Regions from separate parts of the Mus musculus genome. Here region 2 is linked to region 1. Evidence: chromatin contacts called from ENCODE Hi-C or POLR2A ChIA-PET data. All regions are on one chromosome and are shown on one strand. Each heading gives the region's core, a stretch centred on a gene start or an enhancer-like site at or near the end of the contact. The rest is flanking DNA. Distances are from core to core; before and after follow the strand shown.

What was found. A loop is a pair of places that touch in the nucleus more often than their neighbours do. ChIA-PET counts read pairs that join two places held with the same protein, here RNA polymerase II (POLR2A).
Region 2: a loop to region 1 is called in a map of heart, with 2.0 times the contacts of the local background. The contact joins the enhancer-like site here to the promoter of Ugp2 in region 1. A Hi-C loop is called at or near these places in 4 of 37 maps with a recorded cell type or tissue (gastrocnemius, heart and regulatory T cell). POLR2A ChIA-PET finds 5 or more read pairs at or near these places in 1 of 5 experiments (Patski).

What each region holds. Positions count from the first base shown.
Region 1 is chr11:21,367,718-21,372,911 of GRCm38, forward strand. It overlaps Ugp2 (UDP-glucose pyrophosphorylase 2), which reads right to left and starts at 2,912. Exons shown (of 10, transcript NM_139297.6): 1 at 2,470-2,912. The coding sequence starts at 2,488.
Region 2 is chr11:21,412,865-21,417,627 of GRCm38, forward strand. No RefSeq gene overlaps it. Among named protein-coding and RNA genes, the nearest start is that of Ugp2, 45 kb to the left of the region's middle. Within about 2 kb of position 2,092, at least 1 of the 3 ENCODE cell types and tissues checked has a DNase peak (open chromatin) inside an H3K27ac peak, as active enhancers do; it is heart, where a contact is called at or near this core.

The DNA of each region.
Region 1 (5,194 bases), core at 1,662-4,161:
CTGTAACTTGTATTTATCCCCTATGCTATCCAAGCTTAACCTTGCCCTCCCCTCTCCTCAGCTCCTGTTTAGTAATTTTCTTTAAAAGATATAAACTTTCAAGTAACCAGACTGAATATTAAATCTGAATACGAAAATAAAAAACTATGTGTATTTCTGTTGATGGCGTATGGGTAGCAATGCTATCTAAAAGTCATCATTATTTTAGAAAAGAGTAGAAGATAATGGCCACACATTATCTACCCAGTTCAGTCACTTAGTACAGCACCCCATTTAAACTTCTCAATGACCCTGCGGCATAGGCACTGAGACCCAGTGGAGAAGGCAGGGACAGGAGATGGATTCCAATGCCTCTCCCATACTAAGCATGCGTGTCATCACTAAATTATACTCTCAGTCCAATTTCCAAACTCTACCCAGGTAGAACCTAAAGTTCAGAAAAGTGTCTAAAAATCCCTTTTTTTAACAAGAGTCAAATCGAAGTCCATACCCTTTCGTATTTCTCAGTATTTATGTAATTTAAGATAGGTCATAAAAACCTACAGCCGAAAACATACGGTAAGCTAACCTACTGAAAAAGCATATAGAACATTTTAGGTTGTGGGCATTTGTTGCCTGTGACAAAATCTACTTTCAAGACACTGTGTTTTTCCCAGGGACATATTATCTTTGTCTATAGAAAATGGTAATCTATTTGGAGACTAGGCCATTCCTAAAATTTTAACCTAAAAAGCAACGGAAGTTGTTGGAAAGGACAGGAGCTGAACACAACTCAGGATTTCCAGGACTTCTCCCCAGCTCATCTCTGGGCATCTTCATCAGCTGTAAAGTACTCCTTAGGGCTCAGAAGCTTAAACGAGGCGACTTGAAATAGCTATGGCCTGGCACTGGTTAGCACTTTCCCGTGAAGCAGCACAGGCCGTGTACCAGCCAGTGGGAAGAAGCCTCAGCAACTTCTGGGGGAGGGGAGGGTCAGCACTGGACTGCTTTTAAAAAGAGAGAACACAGAAGTTTCCAACTCTTATACTTGAAAACTGATATGCGTAGACAACTCTGACATTAGCCAATTAGTTTTCTCATTTCTAACAGTAACCACGATAAGCACTTAGAGCTCACACTTAAACACAACAATGGCGCAATGATACATTCCAGGACTGAGTTAAACATATTTGGAGTATCATCTTTTTGTACAAAACTGCCTGCTTAAATCAAATGTGTCGTCTTGAATTGCATCATGGAGATAGGAATCAGACTGAGCTTATAGCTTAGTTAATGCAAACACGTTAATTTCTTCATTTTGACACTTGTGCAGTATTTTGAAAACTGTAGAAGTACTTTAAAATAATGGGCTTTTAAAAAGTGGGTAGCAATGTCCACAGCCACCTGTGTCTTCTCGATTTAGAAACCTCTAGCTTCATGTCAACTGTAACACCAACTTCAAACATAATGGCAAAATGACATTTCTGAGCTTAGTGCTGAAGGCAGACAGGCATAACGGTCCCATCTGTTTCCATAATAATGAAGGCAGATTCCTTTAATCTAATATGAAAAACTTAAGAGTTAGTAAAGTGGGGCATAAGCCTGTATGGCATTTTCATTTCCAGGGTCAAATGATGGACATCCCTAGCATAACTTTAAAAGGAAAGGGGAAAGGTGCATGGACAGTCACTGAGGATCACGTGAAGCGGTTGCAAACTTTACTGCATGTATTAAGCAAGATGGCTGAAGCTTTCACACACTGGGGTCTGGAAGGAAAGGCTTCTTATAGGCAAACTCTATACAGTTTTGTGACAGAAGTTTAAGGCAGCACCCAATTGCAATACTACAGCTTGGTTGAGGGGTATTTGCTAAATGCATTATTTACACATATACAGATTTGAATGGTAATTTTCAAATTTAAAGAAAGCATAATCTTTCTATATTAAAAAAGAAAAAGCTAAGAGCACTGCAGCAAAGTCATTTCTCTGACTGGTATGACCTCCAGTGTCTACAAACTACTGATTTCGCAATAAATTACTCTGAGACTCAATCCACGTACACACAGAAAAGAAGTGGAGAGCTTCCTACTAGTCTTGACAAACGCATCTGCCTGTCCCTAGCCCTCTGGGTTTCCTTGTCCCACAAAGATAACTAACTTATCATCGAGTGCAAGAAGGGAACAAGAATTAATCAGCAGTCAAAAATCCTGTTTTGATTTTTACAATTACTATCCACGATGTCAGAATACTATTAAAACTGATTTTAGAAGGTAGAAATAACCCCTGCAGGGCGCAGAGGCATACAAACACGTATATGAAATGCCAACCCAATAAGTGGCGCAAAGCAGCTTAAATACCAATTTAACCAAAAAGGTCTGGCAAACGGTATCACAAATGAACACTTCCAGTTACAAACTACCCACTTACTTAGAGACTACCAATATTCAAAATCGGACGAAGCAGCCAAGAGACAGAAAGCAAAATGTCTTACCTTGTACAAATCTCGACATTTTAGGATCTTATTAAAATAATCTGGCTTATAATTTTCAATTTCTAGAATCTACGTTGTAAGGAAGGTCTCTCTCCCTTCCCTGCAACCGAAGTGTTCTTTCTCCTCCGATGTTTAACTACTTAAAGAAGAATTCGGGGGGAAAAAAAATCAAAACTAGTCTTTAAAAAGAAAAATCCTGAAGACGGAAAACTTGGTGGGACCGACTCAGCTTGGGAGGGAACTCCAGGCTACTCAGCGATCCCGACACCAACAGGGGACGACTGGAGACTCCGGAAAAGGTAAAACCAGACGAACTTAAATTTCATCAATGGAGAGGCGGACCTAGAGCCGCTTCACCGCCCTCCGGTCTCCACGCCCTCTAGGGCAGGACTGCCGCAGGCCCCCGGCCGCACCCCGAGGCCCCTCGCCGGCGGCCGTCCAGCGGCGAGCTGCTGGCGCCCCGTGTAGATCGGGAGGCGGGGAGGCCGGCGAAGGGGCAACGCAACCTTTTCTCCAGCCCATAAATAGCCGGGACTCGGAGATGCTGCGAATTCCGCACTCGGGCAGACAGCTGCCCGCGGCCTCCACTGGCCGCCCTCCCCTACGCAGCCGCTCCACACCAGGGCCCGGCTCGCCCCCTCCCTGCCCCCCGGGCCTGGCCGCCCAGACCCCCCGGGAGGCCTGGCCCTCCCTGACACGCCCTCGCCCGCCCGCCCGCCCGCCCCCTACTCTTCCACGCCCCACTGTCGGCCCCCGGCCACGCCTTTCGGAGCAGGACCCCACAAGGAGGTCGCTCGGAGCCCGGCCCGCCCCTTAAGCGACACCCACCTTCCTATTCCCTCGAGGGCTGAGAAGTTGGGGGCCTGGAATCAGGTCTCGCACGCTGCACGAGCGTGGCCGAGGCGACCTCCCCTCCGCTCCCGTCACACGCAAACACCTGGAGCCTGGCGCCAGCGTGCGCAGCCCCTGACCCTCCAGCCCGCCGCCTCCGGACACCGGAGCCCCCACTTTCGCCACACACCTCCCCTCCCCCTCCTTCCCCCCTCCCAATGCGGAAATGTCCCTACTGCTCAGAGCGACAGGCACAGCCGCCAGTCCGGAGCCGAAGTTTGCCTAAGGACCTGGCCAATGAGACACGCGGAGGTGGCAGGGGGCGGGGCGTTCGAGGCCCGAGGGAGGCGGGCGCAGAAGCGAAGGCGGGAATCCCACGCGTGGGAGCTGCACAGGCAGCAGCACGGTGCCAAGCACGTCTGTCTCTGCTTGCTGTTTGCAGATGCCACGAGCGTGTGAGAAAACCGAAGCGTGTGCTTGTGTTTGCACTCCACCAGAATTTGCCCGTTGAGGAAACCTTGAACTCCCCTTCCTCAGGGACACCAGGCTCTTCTCAAGAGGACCCAAAGGCTCTGCCACCAATTAGGGTTTGAGGAGGGTTAAGGCAACCTTTTCAGAATCAAGTAAAGGGATGGGATGTGTGTGGCTCACCAACAGGAGGAGGGCCTGGGGGCGTCGAAGGGAATGCCAAATAAAGGCTCTCCAGAAAGAGCCATCACTATTCGCCTTGCCTCGAATCCCACTCCTGGGCACGTTTGTGCTGGAATTGGGCGTTTACTTTTCTAGCCAAAGTGAAAATGACTTATTATCCTTAAGATGCTGATGATAGATCTTGAAGTCTCCAAAAGAAAGATGAAGTTAAAAGCCAGAACGTTGGCACCCGTCTGGGGACTCCCTGAGGTGTGCCCAATCACAGCTAGTCTTGCCAACCATTTAAGCCTGTAAGACTGCCTGTCTTCTTTAACATTCTCGCGTTACCCTACTTGGTTTGTCAGTTCTGTAACCAAGCACTTCCAGAAGGGTTTGAAATGTACAACATTATTCAGCCAAGGTAAATGAGAATTTCTAAATTATTCTCTAGAAAAGAGAGAGCTTTCATTATTCAGTCCTTTGGGTTCATATGGAAATGTTATTAAACAACACAGGAAAAGATAGTGTTCATGTTGCTTATGTAGAATCCAAAAACCTTAGGCATCCAAATATCTCAGCTAAGAAAATAACTTTCTCCAAATGAAAAAAATTTCTAAAATAACAAATGACGTCAGTTTAATAACGACACTTGCTCTGGAGTTTTTGCTTAGACTCTACATCCTCTCTGAACAGTAGAGAAATTGTTCCAGCAGTGAATGAACTATATTTATCAGTCAGTGTAAGCACTAAAACAGAACCAAAGACCTGGGGCTCCTCATGTAAGTCAGCCTGCAAAAACTTACGTGCAACAAGGAATCTTTAACTTTCCCAGGCTTATTATATAATAGAATGGCCAGTTATTTTTGACTTCCACAGAAGATTAACAAGGGGAGAAACGATCTTTAAATCTAGCAAAAACATTTGGTAGTTCCTAAGAATTGGCATCTTGATTTATGATTGAGTAACTACTGACACAAAGGACACAAAGAATGTTGGGCATTCACTACTTTAAAACAAGTCCCCAGAAAGTAAACCATTACCCATCTTCCGTGGTTAACTTTATAGTGAGGGGCTGACTCTTGGCCAGAAGCACCAGAGAAACCACATTTCTAAATGCTATGTTTATATAGTGCCTTGCAAATGAAATTTCTTTAGAGAGGGGCTTGAATTTAAATTCCAGATCTTCAGATAGAGTATCTCACTCCTTAAGAATGAGGAAAATAGCTCAGCTGACAAATCACGGGATAGGGATGTAAAACCTGAG
Region 2 (4,763 bases), core at 842-3,341, 44 kb after region 1:
CTTTCCAGCCTCCTCTCCTTCTTTTGACATTGTGTGGAAGCCTTGATTCCACAACCCTTTCCTTGAGTGCCTACAAATACCGCACTACACGAATGATGCCAAGGCTCTACCTTCAGCTCCAGCAGTGCCTAGGCCCCATGGTCCAAGAGCCTCTGACATGATGGGTAGCAGAAGATGGAGCTCTCTGTTCAAAGCAATCTTTCAGAAGAGTTTAAAACCTGATATATTCTACTCTGGAGCAGAGGCTGGCACACTCCTGAGATGCCCTCAGGCACACTTCCTATTGTCCCAGTGCAAAACAAACAACTAACCCCCAAAACTGTCTCTAGCAGCCACACCCTCCTGTCTGCAACTTTTAACATGATTCTCTCTCTGGCCAATTGCAAAGTTTTAAATCTTTCTGTTCTTCCCCAACCCCATTCTCATCATAAACGTGGAAAAAGCAGTTAGCAATAGCCATGCCACAGCCCAAATTCTATGCTGCCTTGTAACCTCCTCCAACTCAATGAATTAGATTATTCAGTCTCACCAAAGCTTCGGGATTCAAGATAAAAAGTAGACAACCTCTTGACCAGAATGTTTTAAGTGTGGCCTCTATCAGGATTCCCAACAGAATTCTGTTCCCAACTGAAACCTTCTATGTGGAGTCTCTCTGTGTGCATGTGTTTGGAAGAGCTGACAGGGGCAGAGGTCCATATGGAGACCAGATGTTAAAGATGGGTATCTTTCCTCTATCATTCCCTACCATGTATTTGAAATAAGGTCTCTTACTGAACCTGGCACTCATGATTTTGGCTAGAATGGCCAACAAATCCCTGGGATTTGCCTGTCTCTGTCCCCAGCACTGAGGTTTCAGGTTCACACTGGCTTTTTCTGTGAGTTCTCAGGTGCTTGTATTCATGCAGCAAATGGTTTACCCACTGAACCTCTCCCCAGCTCCATGAGTACATACTGGTTTACTGTTCATCTCTTTGTCAGCATCATGGTCTTCCAAGCACCTACCAGAACCAACCATTAAGTCTTCATACAGTGTTCTAGGCTTCCCCTATCACAGGTCTCCAAATGTTCCCTACAAACCAGCACCAAAGGTTTAAGAACCACATTATTAAGTCTAGTCCATTTTTCTGGTACTATATTACATTTGTTTAGCTGTATATTTATTTTTGCCCACAGTTTCAAACAGTGCAGCCCATGGCTTGATCCCATGTTTTGGGAGGCGATCATCAACTTTCCAGTGACAGACTGACTCCCTCCAATCAGCTCTCAGTTTCTAAAGTTCCCAGAACCTCCCAAAATAACCCCATGGTCTGCAGACTAAATGCACAGCATACAAATTTTCAGGAGACATTTCATAGTTATTCCATTAAAATGGGAGGAGAGAGCAAACAGTTGAACTTCTGGTTGGTATGTGTAAAATAGTTTGTGGTACTTGAGTTACATAGGCACTTAAATACACACCCCATCTGATCTTTCTGCTTCTCTCCCCCCAGTTAACCAGCATGTATACCATCCAGCAATTCAACTATTTGGTACCTGAAACATATTTTTATATTCAATAAATGTGTGCAGAACATTCTAGAGCCAACTTATGTCTTTTCTTTTCTTTTAGACAGTAGTAGAATATAGGAAAGATAAAAAGTAAACAGTGTGGGTGCAGCTTTGCGGGAATAATAATAAGGGGGCCGGGGAGTGGGGGGAACTAGCACCAACTGGCAAAAGATAAGAAATACTCCTTTTGGAATATGTAATAGAGCTGTTTCTTCAGCTGTGTCTACCAGTAGATCCCATTTTTAAGGTAGTTTTCTTTGTGGAAGGTGAAATACAAGCTGAGCACTTAGCCTGTTTTTCAGGTCTCATTCTCTTTTCAGATCTAGAAGAACTCCACCACACCACAGCCGACCCTCTCTTCTCCCCTTTTATTTTCCACATGGTGTCCATTCTGCCTGAAGTTAGTTATCAGAATAAATGTTATTCTCTGGGCCATTCATGTGTTATTCATCGGTTGTTGAGAACACAAAAATGTGTTGCTCTGAGAAGATAGCTGTTATTAAACAGAGTGGCAGGTGTGCTGACTCAGACCCGGAGGGCCGATTAAACTGCTGCGGCTCTCCCCCTGAGGAGGCTCCTTCTGTTTGCTACACTTCAGCTCCTACTTCTGATCAGGACAAGTATGTCCTTGGGAGTTCTGTGCTTACAAGGAAATTATGTAATAGGAAAACTATCTGGGGAGGAACAAATAATCCTTCTATCTGTTTCTTCCAGATTGTACTCTGGCTATAGTTTCCATGACCCACATATGAACCTTTCTATTCGCTTCTTGCATAACTGGAAGTTTGTCTCAATGTAAAGCAATACTTTTAGTAAGAATGTATTGCTCCAGTCCTCCTCGGGGCCAAGCACTGTGCACAGGCCCGGAAATCACTCTGGCATCACTCTGAGGACTCACGCAGGACAGAAACAAGCAGCTTGCATGGCTAAAATGTGAGCACAAGGACATCAAAGACAAGGCTGTCTGGAGCCAGAGCACAGCTGTGGAAGTGCTGTGGCAGATGTGCAAGAGTGGGGTGGGGGGAAGTGAGACACAGTGACTTGAAAAAAGTATACTTAGCATTATATTTTATTTGAAAAATGAGAATAGATTTTTCTAATACAAATAGGGAGTAAAGAATTAAACAAAAAATTGAAACGGGTAGTGTTGAGGATGTGGGGAATTCTGAGTTGATGATTATGAAATATATTTTTATTAAAAGAGAATATGGATTTTTAGAAATGCCATGCAGGCTAGTGGTGGATCATAATATGTAAAGAAAATGGAGAACCATTGCATTGTATGCTCATGAATAGTTTCATGGAGCATAACAAGAGATGAGACGCAAGGACTGAGAGCAGGGAGAAGGAGGTGATGCTGAAGACAAGAGTTTAGCTGGCTCTTGAGGGATGGGCAGAATTTGAAGTCAAGAGAAATGTGGTCTGTGAGTTAACACTGGGCTCCTCCTGCTTGATTTCAGGAGTGTTTATTTGGCTCCTATGTTCTTATGAAAACTAGCCATGATCCTCAGTGTGCCCACAGCCCTGTCACAGGTCCAGAGACTTCCATAATAACATTTTATCTTCTTATCCTGCTTCTCTGGCATATAAGATAAAAGTTGTCTTCATTTTTGTTGTATAGGAAATAGTATTATTTACATTAAAGTGCCATAGGCTTTAAATTAATTAATAAATTGATATTTTTAAATTGTCATAATCGAAATTTCTAACATAAAAATATTAGTTCATTTTCTTTAGGACTCTCAATAATTTTGCATGTGCAAAAGAGCTTTATAACCACAGAACCAATCTAATCAGTTTACCAGTGCTGATATCAATTAGTGAAAAGGTAAGGCATGACTCATGGATATCAGGAATAAAAAGGCAATGTCATTATGTGTCACATGCATGATAAAATGTAAGACATTATAAGTACCTTTATCCTAAATGATTTGACAAAATGGACACAAAAATAAATATAAAAATGTAGCTTTATATGTCATATTATTTTGCATCTATGTAAACATTTAATCTATAATTTAAACCTTTCTCTGGCATATACAAAATCTTCAACATGCTGGTGAATTCTATCAATTAAGCATCTTAAACTGACTTAGTTTACGAGAATTGATTCAAAGATGACACTTGCTAATCAGATTAATGAAACCATGTAACATTGTCCCCAAAGTCACAAATGCAATGCAAGAAAGGCCAGCCAGTATCTTCCATGACAGATACAGAAGTCCTCAATAAAGCATTTATAAGCTCACCAGAGCATGACTGTGCTTAGTTATAATCCTAACATTGGGAGACCCAGGCAAAAGGATCTCCTTGATTTCAAGGCCAGCCTGAGCTAGGCTATATAGCTTCCTTGTCTCGAAACAAAGCTAAGATATATTTATATCACGTATGTAAATTTAATCCAAGGACATCTAATAGGGTGTTATATTTAACCAGATTGGATTTATTCTGTGAATGCAATGTAGGTGTAATATTTGAAAGTCAGTCAATGTAATTTATAGTTTTTACTAGAATAAAGATTATCTATTTTATGCTCAACTCAAGGATGAAGGCTACAAGAATCAATGATTATGCTGCTGCCTTTTCGTCACCCAACATGCAGAATCTGCTCATTCTTTGGTTGAGTTGGGAGCTGCTTTGGCAGAGTCACCTGCATCTGTCCTCTATCTCCCAATCACACACATAACAGTCATGAGTTCCCTATCATGCACTATGCACTGAAACAAATGCCAGTATATTGCTTTCAAACAATTTGGGGTTAGGGGCGGTCCTAGAGCTAAAGATGGCTAGAGGTGCTTTCTCCACCAGTAGTAGCTCTGCCCAAATATCTGATAGAAAACCAGATCCCCAGCATGACAGAGATTTAGAACTTTAGCCAGGCTCAAAAACTTCCTGACTGAAGTTTTTCTGCTAAAGAAACAAACATGTTAGCATCTTTCCTGCAGCAGCGGACTAGGTGTTGTGTAGGGTTTCTTGTGCAGATGTGTATACTGAGCCAAGAGTGCTAACCTGGCCAGTTCTGCCAACACTATACAGCTTAATTTTTATTTCTAGTATGAAACTTGGTATGGATTCCCAAATAGTTCTGGAGTTTCTGGAAGCTTTTAGATTCACACATTTGGAACAGTGTTGCATAGAAGTCTGAGACAGGGCTGGAGAGATGTCTCAGTGGTTAAGAGGTTGTGAGTTCAAATTCCAGCAATCATCTGTAATGG